2 separate regions of the Homo sapiens genome follow, and region 2 is linked to region 1. Evidence: chromatin loops called from intact Hi-C (ENCODE). Cell type or tissue: endothelial cell of umbilical vein. All regions are shown on one strand. Each heading gives the region's core, and the rest is flanking DNA. Links, peaks and the distances in the headings are about the cores only. Region 1 holds the start of LOC124904560 (a long non-coding RNA gene). Region 2 overlaps LINC02768 (long intergenic non-protein coding RNA 2768).

What was found. A loop is a pair of places that touch in the nucleus more often than their neighbours do. Peaks named below come from ENCODE experiments on the same cell type or tissue, not always from the same donor. Only the 100,000 strongest peaks of a DNase experiment are listed, where the experiment ranks them.
Region 2: it touches region 1 in a loop (30-fold over the local background); 2 of 110 quality-filtered maps call a loop at or near these places.

What each region holds. Positions count from the first base shown.
Region 1 is chr1:235,635,629-235,643,956 of GRCh38, forward strand. All of the region lies in intron 1 of GNG4 (G protein subunit gamma 4), which reads right to left. LOC124904560 (a long non-coding RNA gene) reads left to right here and starts at 4,415. Exons shown (of 4, transcript XR_007066960.1): 1 at 4,415-6,620; 2 at 6,755-6,842; 3 at 7,113-7,212; 4 at 7,927-8,203. In endothelial cell of umbilical vein, for the core only: no CTCF peak of the experiment used is centred there; a DNase peak (open chromatin) is centred at 6,853; H3K27me3 peaks cover 165 bases.
Region 2 is chr1:235,961,554-235,969,881 of GRCh38, forward strand. The region is part of intron 1 of LINC02768 (long intergenic non-protein coding RNA 2768); the gene reads right to left. Among named protein-coding and RNA genes, the nearest start is that of LINC02768, 6.8 kb to the right of the region's middle. RefSeq lists a silencer at 7,482-7,682. In endothelial cell of umbilical vein, for the core only: no CTCF peak of the experiment used is centred there; no DNase peak of the experiment used is centred there; H3K27me3 peaks cover 144 bases.

The DNA of each region.
Region 1 (8,328 bases), core at 253-8,252:
TGTCGGCTAAATAAACCTCTTTTCTTTATCAATCACTGAGCCTCAAGTATTTCTTTATAGCAACACAAAACCAACTAATACATGGCTGTATTTTCAGTATCTGTCGCCACAGAAGATACAACACGACAAAGCTGTGATTAATTCAGTAACATACTTAAATTCATCTTTATTAATCCCAAAGGCATCTATGCATACTTGCAAATTAATCAGCAGGATACAAACACATGGCAGTCGCAATTGCTCTACACAGGTTTCCTGGGTTGTGCACCTGTATTCAGAGACCCCTTGCAGTGGCTCTGAAGGCCCACCTTCCACCTTGAGGAAGCTGAAGGGCAGAAGACTGAAGGTAACTTAACCTCCTTAACCAACCAGTTAGTGTTTGAGAACCTGGTATTGCTGCACTGCCAGGGGACACCCAGGTAATGGCCAGGAACCCTCCTCTTGCTAGACAGGTAAGCCCAGACTAGTGTAGGGAGGAACTGGCTCTCTCTCTGTAGAGGGAGAATATCCTGAGAGACAGGGCTGGGCTGTTTTCACCGTGCTTCCTCATACCTGCCCCTCCTCTGACCAGCCAGAGTTATCCGCACTGCCTCAAGGAGAATGAGGACGATTACACAGAAGTGCAAAGAGGAATTTTGCTTTTTACTTCCAAAGCGGGTTCAGAAAGCCTTCTTCAGGAACAAGTTTTAGACGCTAAAGCCTTTGATTTATTTGAGGAAGGCTCTTTGGGGGTCTCAGAAAAGGGGAACCCCAAAGGCACCAGGTCCTGCGGTGAGGCCTGGGGCAAGGTCTAGGGGAGCCCCGTGTAGAGGAGAGCAGCTGGCACTGAGCAGCAGGCCTGCATTCCCTCATCTTTGCCACATGGGGAGCAGTGCCTGCAGCAAGCCACGGCCACGCAGAGGCACGGTGCCCACGCTGAGACCTCCCATCAGAGACCTCCCATCAGAGACCTGCGTATCTCCATGGGTCCTCCAGCAGGGCAATTGCCTGTGCCCTGAGATGTTGGTGAGCCTCAATCACATTCCTCCATACAACAATCTCATGTTAAGACCAGAGATCCGATGAACCCCCAAAGCAGGGTGGGATCCCCAATACTGACAGGCGATGGCATGCGGATGCCCCAGTGTTGTACTTCTGTACCTGGGAGGGACACATCGGAACTGGATTCTGGGACCCTATTTCCTTGTAAGTGCATTCTAGGTCTTTCCCTGCTACCCCAGCTGCTACCTCTTACCCCTAGGGCAAGAGGATACCCTAGGAACAGTGTGGAGTTCGAGTGGAAGCCCTGGGTGCCGTCCTTGCTCCTCTAGGCACCTTGTCCTGATGGTGATTCTCCTTTGAACCACAGTCTCCTCCTTCAAGAATGGGGATAAAGATCCCTGCCTCCCCACTGCACTCCAGCCTGGGCGACAGAGCCAGACTCCGTCTCAAAAAAAAAAAAAAAAATCCCTGCCTCCTGGCATTTCTGTAAAGATCAAGTGGACAGGGTACATGAATGCTTTTAGCAAACTGAAAAATGCTAATCAAATGCTAGTGATTGCTCCTTTGAAAATCCAAGCACAGCCTGCAAAATACTTGGAATATAAATTGAGCAGACATATCGGGAGTAGTTTCAGGTTATGCTTACGTGTCCTTTATTTAAAAAAACAATGCTTAAAACACCACCTAAAAATTCCTCTGACCACCTATTTCAGTCAAACGCTGGAAGATGGGGGATGCTTTATATTAAAGAATTAGAATGAGGCTGGGCGCGGTGGCTCACACCTGTAATCCCAGCACTTTCGGAGGCCAAGGTGGGGGGATCACTTGAGGCCAGGAGTTCAAGACCAGCCTGGGCAACATGGCGAAACCCCTTCTCTACGAAAAATACAAAAATTAGCTGGGCGCGGTGGCGCGTGCCTGCAATACCAGCTACTAGGGGAGGCTAAAGCATGAGAATCGCTTGAACCTGGGAAGTGGAGGTTGCAATGAGCCGAGATTGCACCACTGCACTCCAGCCTGGGAGACAGAGCAAGACCTTGTCTCAAAAAAAAAAAAAAAAAAAAAATTAGAATGAGGAAAACAATGATGAGGTGGAAACAGATGTTTGAACATAGGAGAATTTTCGATGCATAAGGATGCTGCGGGCACTTAACCAGATGTCTGCCCTTCACTACCTGGCCAGGGTGGCACTTTTAAACCATCTGATAATGGAGAGAGGCGGCACAGTCTGTATGGGCACACAGCTCACTCTGTGGCTGAAGCCACATGTGGGTGCACTGGGCCCAAGGAGCTGACCTCTGCTCTTGTGGCACTCCCAGTCCGGCACAGACTTGAGGAGACCACCGAAAAGGAGCCCAGGCCAATGGCCTGCAAAGCCACTTCCCTCTACTTGACCAAGAAGAGCTTCCCGGACCCTGGCTCCTGCCTGCGCATCTGGCCAGCTTCATCTTCCAATGCTCCTGGTCTCCGATAAGCCCCAGCTGCTGGACTGCTGTTTTTAAACCCCTTCCAGGCGGGAGGAACAGAAGAGAGGTGAGTGGACAGGTGCAGGCCCTGGAGCCTGAATCTGCTCCTTTCTAGCTCCGGAAATGTGGGTAATTCCCTTCACCTCCTGCTTTCTTCCCTTCAAAATAGAGGAATGGTTGTATTGGTTTCTATTGTGGCTACAACACATTACCATATATTTATGGCTTAAAACAATGCAGTTTTATTATTTTACAGTTCTGGAGTTCAAAAGTCTGAAATGGGTCTCGATGGACTAAAATCAAGGTGCCAGGAGGGCTGTGGGTGGAAGCTCTGGGGAGAGTTCGTATTTCTGCCTTTTCCAGTGTCTACAGCCATCTGCAATCCTGAGCTTGTGGCTCCTCCTGCATTTTTTTTTTTTTTTAACATTTTACTTTAAGTTCTGGGATACATGTGCAGAACGTGCAGGTGTGTTACATAGATATACGTGTGCCATGGTGGTTTGCTGCACCTATCAACCCATCATCTAGGTTTTAAGCCTTGCCTGCATTAGGTATTTGTCCTAATGCTCTCCCTGCCCTTGCCCCTCACCCCCCAACAGGGCTCGGTGTGTGATGTTCCCCTCCCTGTGTCCATGTGTTCTCATTGTTCAACTCCCATTTATGAGTGAGAACATGCGATGTTTGGTTTTCTGTTCCTGTGTTAGTTTGCTGAGAATGATGGTTTCCAGCTTCATCCATGTCCCTGCAAAGGACATGAACTCATTCTTTTTTATGGCTGCATAGTAATCCATGGTGTATATGTGCCACATTTTCTTTATCCAGTCTATCATTGATGGGCATTTGGGTTGGTTCCAAGTCTTTGCTATTGTAAATAGTGCTGCAATAAACATACATGTGCATGTGTCTTTATAGTAGAATTATTTATAATCCTTTGGGTATATACCCAGTAACGGGCCCTCCTGCATTTTTAAAGCCAGCCCAGCAGCATCCCCCACCTTCTCTCTCAGATGCGCCTATCTTCCTCTTATGAGAACCTTTGTGACGACACTGGGCCTGCCAGGTATTCCAGGATCACCTCCCCATCTCAGGATCTTTCCGTTAATCACATCTGCAAAATCTTTTTTGCTGTGTAAGATTCACAGATTCACAAGTTCCAAGGATTAGAGGGTGGCCATCTTTGGGGACCATGATTCTACCTACCACAGTAGTCATCAGGAATAAGTAGTTCATACAACATAAGCCACTAAGAGCCTGGGCTGCAGGAAGCACTTAATTAATGTGAGCCATAATCATTCTCCCTTGCTGAAACAGAGCCCCCAGCCTGGAAGGCTTTCGCCTTGCACTGGCTGTGCCCCAATAGTTCCATCTGGCCAAATCATGAGACCTCCTTCCAGATGCCTTCCCTGTCCTTCTGGGCCGGGCTTGGTGTCCTTCTGTGTTGAGGTGGGAGCTTTTCTTAATTCCGTGTTGTATGCTTTTTTTTTCTGAGACAGAGTCTTACTCTGTCGCCCAGGCTGGAGTGCAGTGGCACTATCTTAGCTCACTGCAACCTCTGCCTCCTGGGTTCAGGCGATTCTCCTGCCTCACAACCAGCTAATTTTTGTATTTTCAGTAGAGACGGGGTTTCACCCACGTTGGCCAGGCTGGTCTTGAACTCCCAATCTCAGGTGATCTGCCCGCCTTGGTCTCCCAAAGTGCTGGGATATCAGGCGTGAGCCACCGTGCCCCGCTCTGTGTTGTGTTATAATCCTCTGTCTCCCTCACTGGATTGTAAATGCCTCAGGAGCAGGGATGGCCTCTGACTTATTTTGCATTCCTACCCCTAGGACATGGCACACAGCAGCTGTCAAATGTCTCCTGGACGGCTCATGGGTGAAGGTAGGTCTGTGTCCTTTGGGGTGTCCAGAACCTCAGAGCTGCCGTTGCTGCTGTGGGAGGGGAGCAGTGAGGGGGTCTCTAGGTGGGGATCTTGTGCTCTGACAGAGGCAGCTCTTCAGGGTGGTAGCTGGTTTCCCCACAGAGAAGGCTGTCTCTCACCCCAGGCAGAAGAGGACAGATCCATGCATTCAGCCTGGGGAGGAGACCTGGTGTTGCAGGCACATCATGCTTACGGTGGTCAAACCCTCACAGCCCCACGAGGAGCGGGAGAGGCTGGCATAGGACACAAGAGCCTGGGGATGCTTAGGCAGGTTGGGGGGAATCAGATATCAGGAATAAGGACCCACAGAAATCATTTGGTTCAATGCATCTCAAATCTGGTGGCTGCAAAACTCAAAGACTAATTCCCGGACCCTAGCCCAGACCCACTATGTCAGAATGTCCAGGGGATGAGGCCCAAGAAGGGATATTTTAAAAACTGCCCAAAATGTATGCAGCCAGGTTTGAGAACCACTGCTGCATCTACCTTAGGCTTTATACACAGACTGTGCTACAAGTAAATGGTTCTCAAAACAGGTGTGTAAAACAGAAGAAAGGATACACACATCATTCAACAGACTACAGTGAACCTGCCAGACCACGCATCAAGGCGAATACATAAGACAGTCCTTGCCAAGCTGCGTCCTTGAGCCCGCCTGAATCCCGGCAGGGTGGAGTTGAGGGCGGCCTCTCTACTTCATTTAGCCCACCAGACCTTCGGACCTGAGGGTCTCTGATCCAGCCTCTCGGGGCCACCACCCCCTGCAGGGCTCCAGGAAGAGTCAAATTGCCCGGTGGGCCAGAGCTCTCCCTCCCTTTTGTTGCCGCTTGGCGCCTGGCAGGTCAGAGGTCACTGGGCCCAGCAGCCCCAGTCCCTGGATGGGTGGAGCACCCACAAAACAGCCAGGCTGTGAAGAGGCCCACTTTGGAGTGAGAAGGGGCTGCTTCTTGCGTGTCATTTTGCAAAAAGAATCTCTGTCTCTTCCTCTACCTTGAGTTACACTACCAAATACTCCTTTTGGTTAATGTAGCTTTCTTATATGCTAGGGGTGAGAGGAGGGGAAAGCCACCTTATTCTGTCAGGAAGGCACTTGGGCATAAATTAATCTGTAGGCCAAGTGCAGTGGCTGATGCCTGTAATTATGCACTTTGGGAGGCCGAAGTGGGAGGATCACTTGAGGCCAGGAGTTCCAGACCAGCCTGGGCAACATAGTGAGAACCCATCTCTACAAAAAGTTTTAAAAGAATTTAGCCGGGCATGGTGGTGGGCAACTGTAGCCCCAGCTACTTAGGAGACTGAAGTGGAAGGCTCACTTGAACTGGGGAGCTCAAGATTGCAATGAAATACCATCACATCACTGCACACCAGCCTGGGCAACAGAGCAAGACCCTGCCTCTAAAACTAAATAAATAATCGGCGGGGCACAGTGGCTCACGCCCGTAATCCCAGCACTTTGGGAGGCCGAGGCAGGCGGATCACCTGAGGTCAGGAGTTCTAGACCAGCCTGGCCAACATGGTGAAACCCTGTCTCTACTAAAAATACAAAAAATTAGCTGGCGTGGTGGCGGGCGCCTGTAATCCCAGCCGCTAGGGAGGCTGAGGCAGGAGAATGGCTTGAACCTGGGAGGTGCAGGTTGCAGTGAGCCGAGATCGCGCCACTGCACTCCAACTTGGGTGACAGAGCAAGACTCCACCTAAAAATATAAATAAATAAATAATCTGTGACTCCATCAACACTTTCACCTGTTGGCTCCACGTGCATCAGATGAGCTCATTTGGGAGGTCACCTTAACCTCGGATCAACATGGCAGGTCCTCCCACAAGCAGCCTATTTAAAATGTGAGCCACCCCCTTCCCCGGAATTCCCTACCTCCCAGCCTTGTTTTATTTTTCTCTCATGCACTTACTATATCTTAAATGCTTATTTATTCATGTACTTGTTTAAACTACTTTTGATTTTCTGACTTCTTATCATTGGTCTGATTCCTCCACCGTAACAGAACTTCCATGAGGGCGGGGATTTTTCGCTTCCCCCGCAACTGCCTGCGTTTTCGTAGCCCTAGAGCTTCCAACGTACAGTGCGGAAAAGCAACATAACACACTAAGAACCGTGCGGAAAAGGAGAGAAAACCAGACCGCAGGGGCATTTCACAGCTAACCACAGCGGTCCGAGGCGAACGCAGGGTGGAAGAACCCGAGCGAGGCCCGGCAGGGGCGGGGTGAGCCTTGGCCCCGCTCCCGTGCAGGTGTCGCGGGTAAGCTGCCGCGGTTACTGTGAAGCAGGGCCAAGGCCAGCCCTCCGCCTCGAGGCCACTGGTGCTTGGGGGTGGGAAAAGAGTGACCGGGGGCAACTGAGCAAAACATAGAACAGAAACTCCCTCTCGAATAGAGACCCACGCACGGAAGGATGATACACTGTGATTCCCCGACGTGGGCCTGCAGCAAGAGACGGGTGCTAACAGCGTCCGAGCCAATCCGTAAGCATCAGAGGGACAAAGAAATCATAAACAAGAGGCAGGATGCAACTGCTTCAACGCAGAAAGAATGAGTCATCCAGGAAGGCGAGGTGGTGGCGGGTTGGCTGTGGTTTTGCAGAGGCGGGCAGGAGGGGCAGGGGGCCAGGGAGAGGGCAGGGTTGGGAGGGTCTCTTTTAAGGGAATCCTATGCATGAAAGTCTGTGTAAGAAAGGGTGTGCCTCCTACAGAAGGATATTTGTTTTGTCCTAAACTTGCCGTGTGTTCTTGGAGGCGCGGGCCTCCCTGCTGTCATCACACCTCGGATCACCCCAGGCAATCTCGCCCCTGTGGCTTCACCTGGGTCCAGCCAGACCTCTGCTCAGCTCTGCACGTACATGCCCCCTCGATGTCACCTCCTGACTTGGCAAGTCATACACCCTCTCTCTACTTGCCCAGCTTCATTCACAAAACCAGGTCACATTACCCCTCGTCCATCCATGCTCAGTCTGGAAACCCTGGGATCCCAGACACCAGCCTCTCCCTGGCCCTCTGTTTCCAATCAGACGGCCACCCCGACTGACGCTGGGGCCGGGGCACCCTTGGGCGTTATCCAGTCTCCCTGTCCTCCCTCTCCTGCCCCACGCCTCCGACCTTCCCCACATGGCAGTCACAGCCAGACGGCCAAGGTGGGGCCTGCTGCTTCCTGCTTCTGCCTGACAATGGCCCTGGATTCCCCATTCTTCACGGTCAGTCTCACCTTCACACCCCGGCTCTGAGCAACCTTTCTGCTCTCTCCACTCCTCTTTCATGACCCTGGGCCCCTGCTGGCCGCCCTGCCTGGAAAGCCCTTTCTCATTTGTCTGGCTTGAAAAACCTGCCTCAGCTCACCAGGGCCAGCTCAAGACTCCCTCTGTTGTCACACGCTTTCTGCACTGCTATCAGAAAGAACTAACACTCTCCCTGTCTGTGCACTAATCCAGGGTAGGTGGGCTGTTTTCACACATGCACCCCCTCTAGGTTCTGACTCCTCTGGAGTGCATGACCATATCTTATTTGTTTCCCTGTCACCAGTGCCTAAACTATCTGATGCATATATTTATTGCAGGTGCTTATCACACATGCAGTCAATGAACACCTCACAAATGCAAGGTTCACATGCAGTCTTCGATGAACACATCGATCGCATCCAGCAGTATGTCTGTATTGGAAAAGTCCTTCCATAGCACCCAGTAATGAAAAGGAATGTGGCGGGGAGCAGTACTGGACAGTAAAACTAAAAACACCAGGAAGATCACAGTGAGATCAGCAGAGCCCTAGAATGGCAAATCCATGACAAAGAAAATTTCTGATGAATAAAAACGTGCCTGGGTCCAGGCCAGCAATTGGCTTCTTTCAGACACTATTGACTGCAACAAACCCTAGCACAAGGAGAGGGTCTAACGAGAAACTTGTTCAGAGGATGCTGACCCATCCATCAGTGAGCACAGCCAACCCAAAAAGGCGGGGA
Region 2 (8,328 bases), core at 204-8,203, 330 kb after region 1:
TAGTCTCCATCTCTTGACCTCGTGATCTGCCCCCCTCGGCCTCCCAAAGTGCTGGGATTAGAGGCCTGAGCCAGCACGCCCGGCCGAGTCTCGCTCTTGTCACTCAGGCTGGAGTGCAATGGCAAGATCTTGGCTCACTGCAACCTCTGCCTTTAGGGTTCAAGCAATTCTCCTGCCTCAGCCTCCCGAATAGCTGGGATTTCAGGCACCTGCCACCACACTGGCTAATTTTTGTATTTTTAGTAGAGATGGGGTTTCGCCTTGTTGGCCAGGCCGCTCTTGAACTCCAGACCTCAAGTGATACGCCCACCTCGGCCTCCCAAAATGCTGGGATTACAGGCACACGCCACCACGCCTGGCCAGAAGGCAGTTATGAATCTGATCACTTGCTAAAATGTGTTCCATGGCTGAGTAGAGACTGAGCCACAGCTTGCGTCCTTCTTCTCGTTTTTCCTGTTGAGTGAATGGATGAAAGTTGTTTCTGAAGAGAGAAGAGGCCATATGTTGCTCACAGGTCATATGGAAGACCCACCCTGTGGAATCAAGAGTTGCAAGTGCTGAAGCTGTGACATTCTACCCAGAGGAAGGGATTTTTCCTCATTTTCTATTCACATTTTCCAAATAAGAAAACAGAGTAGGGGCCAAGGAAGTGTTTGGTTTCTGGGTTTTTAATATCAGTTGTCCTGGCAAATGCCAGTTATCCATGGCTGTGTAATGAATCATCCCTAAACTTAGGACCAAAAATAAGAGCAATCACTTTTTTACAGGTTGAGTATCCCTTATCCAAAATGCTTGGGAACAGAGGACTAGATTGCAGCTCCGACTCGGATGGACAGAGCAGTGTGTGGAGGCTCACATCATGAATTTTAGCTCCAGAATGACTGCAAGAACAAACCAGGAATCCTGAGAGGACCCACAGACCCAATGAAGGAAGCGGGCTGCTCCTGCAGGACCCGGGAGTCACCCCAAGTACTGTGCTGGTATCCATGGCTGAGAGACCCATAGATGGTTCACATCACAGGACTCTGTGTAGACAACCCCCAGTACCAGCCTGGAGCCAGGTAGACTCGCTGGGTGGCTAGACCCAGAAGAGAGGCAACAATCACTGCAGTTCGGCTCACAGGAAGCCACATCCATAGGAAAAGGAGGAGCATACTACATCAAGGGAACACCCCGTGGGACAAAAGAATCTGAACAACAGTCTTCAGCCCTAGACCTTCCCTCTGACAGAGCCTACCCAAATGAGAAGGAAACAGAAAACCAACCCTGGTAATATGACAAAACAAGGCTCTTCAACACCCCCCAAAAATCACACTAGCTCACCAGCAATGGATCCAAATCCAGAAGAAATCCCTGATTGACCTGAAAAAGAATTCAGGTGTTTAGTTACTAAGCTAATTAGGGAGGGACCAGAGAAAGGCAAAGTCCAATGCAAGGAAATCCAAAAAAAATGATACAAGAAGTGAAGGGAGAAATATTCAAGGAAATAGATAGCAAAAAGAAAAAACAATCAAAACTTCAGGAAACATTGGACACGCTTACAGAACGCAAAATGCTCTGGAAAGTCTCAGCAGTAGAATTGAGCAAATAGAAGAAAGAAATTCAGAGCTCAAAGACAAGGTCTTTGAATTAACCCAATCCAACAAAGATAAAGAAAAAAAGAAAAAGAAAATATGAGCAAACCCTCGAAGAAGTTGGGGATTATGTTAAATGACTAAACCTAAGAATAATCAGTGTTCCTGAGGAAGAAGAGAAATCTAAAATTTTGGAAAACATATTTCAGGGAATAATCAAGGAAAACTTCCCCGGCCTTGCTAGAGACGTAGACATCCAAATACAAGAAGCACAAAGAGCACCTAGGAAATTCATCTCAAAAAGATCTTCGCCTAGGCACATTGTCATCAGGTTATCCAAAGTTAAGATGAAGGAAAGAATCTTAAGAGCTGTGAGACAGAAGTACCAGGTAACCTATAAAAGAAAACCTATCAGATTAACAGCAGATTTCTCAGCAGGAACCCTACAAGCTAGAAGGGATTGGGGCCCTATCTTCAGCCTCCTCAAACAAAACAGTTATCAGCCAAGAATTTCGTATCCAGTGACACAAAGCATCATATATGAAGGAAAGATACAGTCGTTTTTAGACAAACAATGCTGAGAGAATTCACCATCACCAAGCCACCACTAGAAGAACTGCTGAAAGGAGCTCTAAATCTTGTAACAAATCCTGGAAACACATCAAAACAGAACCTCTTTAAAGCATAAATCACACAGGGCCTATAAAACAAACATGCAAGTTAAAAAGCAAAAGCCAAAACCAAAAAAAACCTAAGTACACAGGCAACAAAGAGCATGATGAATGCAATGGTACCTCACACCTCAATAGTTACGTGGATGTAAATGGCCTAAGTGCTCCACCTAAAAGATACAGAACCACAGAATGGACAAGAACTCACCAACCGTCTGCCTGCCTTCAGGAGATTCACCTAATACGTAAGGACTCACATCTCACATAAACTTACAGGGGTGGAAAAAGGCATTTCAGCCAGGCTTGGTGGCTCATGCCACCCAGCACTTTGGGAGGCCGAGGTGGGCGGATCATGAGGTCAGGAGTTCAAGACCAACCTGGCCAGCATGGTGAAACCCCGTCTCTACTAAAAATACAAAAAATTAGCTTGGCATGGTGGCACGTGCCTGTAGTCGCAGCTACTCAGGAGCCTGAGGCAGGAGAATTGCTTGAACCCGGCAGGCAGAGGTTGCAGTGAACCAAGGTTGCACCACTGCACTCCACCTGGGCAACAGAGAGAGACTTTGTCTCAAAAAAAAAAAAAAAAAAAAAAGGCAGTTTTTGCAAATAAGACAACAAAAACGAGCAGAGGTAGCTATTCTTATATCAGACAAAACAAACTTTAAAGCAACAGCAGTTAAAAGAGACAAACAGGAACATTATATACTGATAAAAGGCCTTGTCCAATAGGAAAATATCACAATCCTAAACATATATGCACCTAACACTGGAGCTCCCAAATTTATAAAACAATTACTAATAGACCTAAGAAATGAGACAAACAGCAACATAATAATAATGGGGGACTTCAATACTCCACTGACAGCATCAGACAGGTCAAGACAGAAAGTTAACAAAGAAACAATGGATTTAAACTATACCTTGGAACAAATGGACTCAACCGATATATATAGAACATTTCATACAACAACTACAGAATACACATTCTATTAAAAGCACATGGAACTTTCTCCAAGATAGATCATATGATAGGCAGCAAAGAGCCTCAATAAATTTAAGAAAACTGAAATTATATCAAGCGCTCTATCAGACCACAGTGGAATAAAACTGGAAATCAACTCCAAAAGGAACCTTCAAAACCATGCAAATACATGGAAATTAAATAACCTGCTCCTGAATGATCATTGGGGCAAAAACAAAATCAAGATGAAAATTTAAAAATTCTTCGAACTGAACGACAATAATGACACAACCAATCAAAACCTCTGGGATACAGCAAAGGCGGTCTTAAGAGGAAAGTTCATAGCCCTAAATGCCTACATCAAAAAGACTGAAAGAGCACAAACTGACATTCTAAGGTCACACCTCAAGGAACTAGAGAAACAAGAACAAAGCAAACCCAAATCCAGCAGAAGAAAGGAAATAACCAAGATCAGAGCAGAACTAAATCAAATTGAAATTCAAAACAGTCAAATGATACATGTAACAAAAAGCTGGTTCATTGAAAAGATAAATAAAATTGATAGACCCTTAGCAAGATTAACCAAGAAAAGAAGAGAGAAACTCCAAATAACCTCATTAAGAAATGAAACAGTAGGTATTACAACTGACACCACTGAAATACAAAAGATCATTCAAGGCTACTGTGAATACATTTACAGACATAAACTAGAAAGTCTAGAAGAGACAGATACATTCCTGGAAAAATACAACCCTCCTAGCTTAAATCAGGAAGAATTAGATACCCTGAATAGACCACTAACAAGCAGTGAGATTGAAATGGTAATTTAAAAATTACCAACAAAAAAAAAGTCCAGGGTCAGATGGATTCCCAGCAGAATTCTACCAGACATTCAAAGAAGAATTGGTACCAATCAATCCTTTTGACACAATTCCACAAGATAGAGAAAGAGGGAACCCTCCCTAACTCATTATATGAAGCCAGCATCACCCTAATACCAAAACCAGGAAAGGACGTAACCAAAAAAGAAAACTACAGACCGATATCCTTGACGAACACAGAAGCTAAAATCCTTAACAAAATACTAGCTAACCAAATCCAACAACATATCAAAAAGATAATCCACCATGATCAAGTGGGTTTCATACCAGGGATGCAGGGATGGTTTAACATATGTAAGCCAATAAATGTGATACACCACATAAAATAGGATTAAAAACAAAAATCACATGATCATCTCAATAGATGCAGAAAAAGCATTTAACAAAATCCAGCATCCTTTATGATTAAAATTCTCAGCAAAATTGGCATACAAGGGACATACCTTAATGTAATAAAAGCCGTCTATGACAAACCTACAGCCAACATAATACTGAATGGGGAAAAGTTGAAAGGATTCCCTCTGAGAATTAAAACAAGACAAGGATGCCCACTCTCACCACTCCCCTTCAACATAGTACTGGAAGTCCTAGCCAGAGCAATCAGACAAGAGGAAGAAATAAAGGGCATCCAAATCAGTAAAGAGGAAGTCAAACTTTCACTGTTTGCTGCCGATATGATCGTTTACCTAGAAAACCCTAAAGACTCCTCCAGAAACCTCTTACAACTGATAAGAGAATTCAGCAAAGTTTCCGGATACAAGATTAATGTACAAAAATCAGTAGCTTTTCTAACACCAACAATGACCAACCGGAGAATCAAATTAAAAAAACCTAACCTCTTTTACAATAGCTGCAAAAAAATTACAATACTTAGGAATATACCTAACCACGGAGGTGAAAGACCTCTACAAGGAAAACTACAAAACACTGCTGAAAGAAATCATAGATGGCACAAACAAATGGAAACACATCCCATGGTCCTAGATGGGTAGAATCAATATTGTGAAAATGACCACACTACCAAAAGCAATTTATAAATTCAATGCAATCCCCATCAAAATACCACCGTCATTCTTCACAGAATTAGAAAAAACAATCCTAAAATTCATATGGAACCAAAAAAGAGCCCACATAGCCAAGCAAGACTAAGCAAAAAGAACAAATCTGGAGGCATCACACTACCCGATTTCAAATTACATGTCCGTAGTCACCAAAACAGCATGGTGCTGGTATGAAAATAGGCACATAGACCAATGGAACAGAATAGAGAACCCAGAAATAAACCCAAATACTTACAGCCAACTGATCTTCAAAAAAGCAAACAAAATCATAAAGTGGGGAAAGGACACCCTTTTCAACAACTGGTGCTGGGATAATTGTGTAGCCACCTGTAGGCAAATGAAACTGGATCCTCATCTCTCAGCTTACACAAAAATCTACTCAAGATGGACTAAGGACTTAAATCTAAGACCTGAAACCTTACAAATTCTAGAAGATAACATTGAAAAAACCCTTCTAGACATTGGCTTAGGCAAGGATTTCATGACCAAGAACCCAAAAGCAAATGCAATAGAAACAAAGATAAATAGCTGGGACTTAATTAAACTAAAGAGCTTTGCACGGCAAAAGGAACAGTCAGCAGAGTAAACAGACAATCCACAGAGTGGGAGAAAATCTTCACAGTCTAGACATCTGACAAAGGACCAATATCCAGAATCTACAATGAACTCAAACAATATCAGCAAGAAATAAACAAACAATCCCATCAAAAAGTGGGCTAAGGACAATAGACAATTCTCAGAAGAAGATATACAAATAGCCAAAAAACTTATGAAAAAATACTCAACATCACTAATGATCAGGGAAATGCAAATGAAAACCACAATGTGATACCACCTAACTCCTGCAAGAATGGCCATAATAAAAAAATCAAAAAACGGCCGGGCGCGGTGGCTCACGCCTGTAATCCCAGCACTTTGAGTGGCCGAGGCGGGTGGATCACGAGGTCAGGAGTTCAAGACCAGCCTGGCCAAGATGGTGAAATCCCGTCTCAACTAAAAATACAAAAAAATTTAGCCAGGCCTGGTGGTGGGTGCCTGTAATCCCAGCTACTTGGGAGGCTGAGGCAGAGAATTGCTTGAACCCAGGAGGCAGAGGTTGCAGTGAGCCGAGATCGCGCCATCACACTCCAGCCTGAGTGACAGAGCAAGACTTCATCTCAAAAAAAAAAAAAAAAAAAATTAAAAAACAGTAGATGTTGGTGTGGATGAGGTGATCAGGGAACAGTTCTACACTGCTGGTGGGAATGTAAACTAGTATGGCCTCTATGGAAAACCGTGTGGAGATTCCTTAAATAACTAAAAGTAGAACTACCATTGGATCCAGCAATCCTACTACTGGATATCTACCCTGAGGAAAAGTCATTATACAGAAAAGATACTTGCACATGCATGTTTATAGCAGCACAATTCACAATTGCAAAATTGTGGAACCAACCCAAATACCCACCAATCAACAAGTGGATAGAGATACTGTGAGATAGAAGATAGATAGATAGATGATAGATAGATATCTGGTGGGCATCCTCATCTAGATATCTATCATCTATCTATCTATCTATCTATCTATCTATCTATCTATCTATCTATCTATCTGATGGAATACTACTCAGCCAAAAAAAGGAATGAATTAATGGCATTCACAGTGATCTGGATGAGATTGGAGACTATTACTCTAAGTGAAGTAACCCAGGAATGGAAAACCAAACATCGTATATTCTTACTGATATCTAGGAGCTAAGCTATGAGGATGCAAAGGCATAATAATGATGCAATGGGTTTGGGGATTGGGCGGAAGGGTGGGAGGGGGGTGAGGGATAAAAGACTACAAATATGGTGCAGTGTATACTGCTTGGGTGATGAGTGCACCAAAATCCCACAAATCACCACTAAGGAACTTATTCATGTAACCAAATACCACCTGTTCCCCAATTACCTATGGAAAAAAACACCCAAAATGCTTGGGAACAGAAATGTTTTGGATTTTGGATTTTTTTTTAAATATTGGAATATTTGCGTTATACTCACCAGTTGAGCATCCCTGATCCAAAAATGAGAAATCCAAAATGTGCCAATATTCATTTCCTTTGAGCATGACCTTTGAGCATCATATCGGCACTCGAAGAGTTTTGAACTTTGGAGTATTTCAGATTTTATAAATTTTGGATTAGGGCTGCTCAGCCTGTTTTCTCTCTCATGGTCTGAAATTGACTGGGGTCTCCTGGACCATTCTTGTGAGACTGCGGTCAGACAGTGGCTTGGGCTGGAGTCACGGGGGCGGTCTCTTTGTTTGCATGTCTAGTGATTGATGTCTGCTGTAGGCTGAGGCTACAGTTGGAGCTGCCACCCCAGGCACATGGCCTCTTCATGTGGCCTGAGCTTCCTCCTATCACAGAACCGGAGAGAGAGAATCCCAAGAAGACTGGACGGAAGCTGTTTCACCTTGTATGACCCAGCCTCAGAACCCACATGTCATCCCCTCTGCTATAGTCATAGGCCCATCCAGATTCAAGGAGAGGGACATAGGCCCTAGTTCTTGGTGAGAGGAATGTCAATATCACATCGACACACCATTGTAAGAATATGTGGGGTGGGAGATTGTGTTCAGGCCATTTTGGAAAATACCATATGCCACAGGGTGCAGCCTGGACATTTTCCGCCTCATGACTTCTTGGCTGGTACTTTTGTTCTAATTCGTACTGAGCAGGAATTGACTACATGTAGATTAAAACCTTCCGTATGTCCCCAAATCCCCCAGAACAAAAAACCAACAAAAAAGCTGGGCGCAGTGGCTCACGCCTGTAACCAGCACTTTTTGAGAGGTTGAGGCTGGCAGATCATGAGGTCAGGAGTTCAAGACCAGCCTGGCCAACATGGTGAAACCCCATCTCTACTAAAAATACAAAACTTAGCCAGGTGTGGTGGCACATGCCTGTAATCCCAGCTGCTGGAGAGGCTGAGGCAGGAGAATAGCTTGAACCCAGGAGACAGAGGTTGCAGTGAGCCAAGATTGCAGTGAGCCAAGATCACGCCATTGCACTCCAGCCTGGGCAACAGAGCAAAACCCTGTCTCAAAAAAACAAACAAACAAACAAACAACAACAACAACAACAAACCCTTGGGGAATATTATTTGCAAAATAGACAACAAAAGGTTAATTAGCTTTAAAATGTAAAGGACACT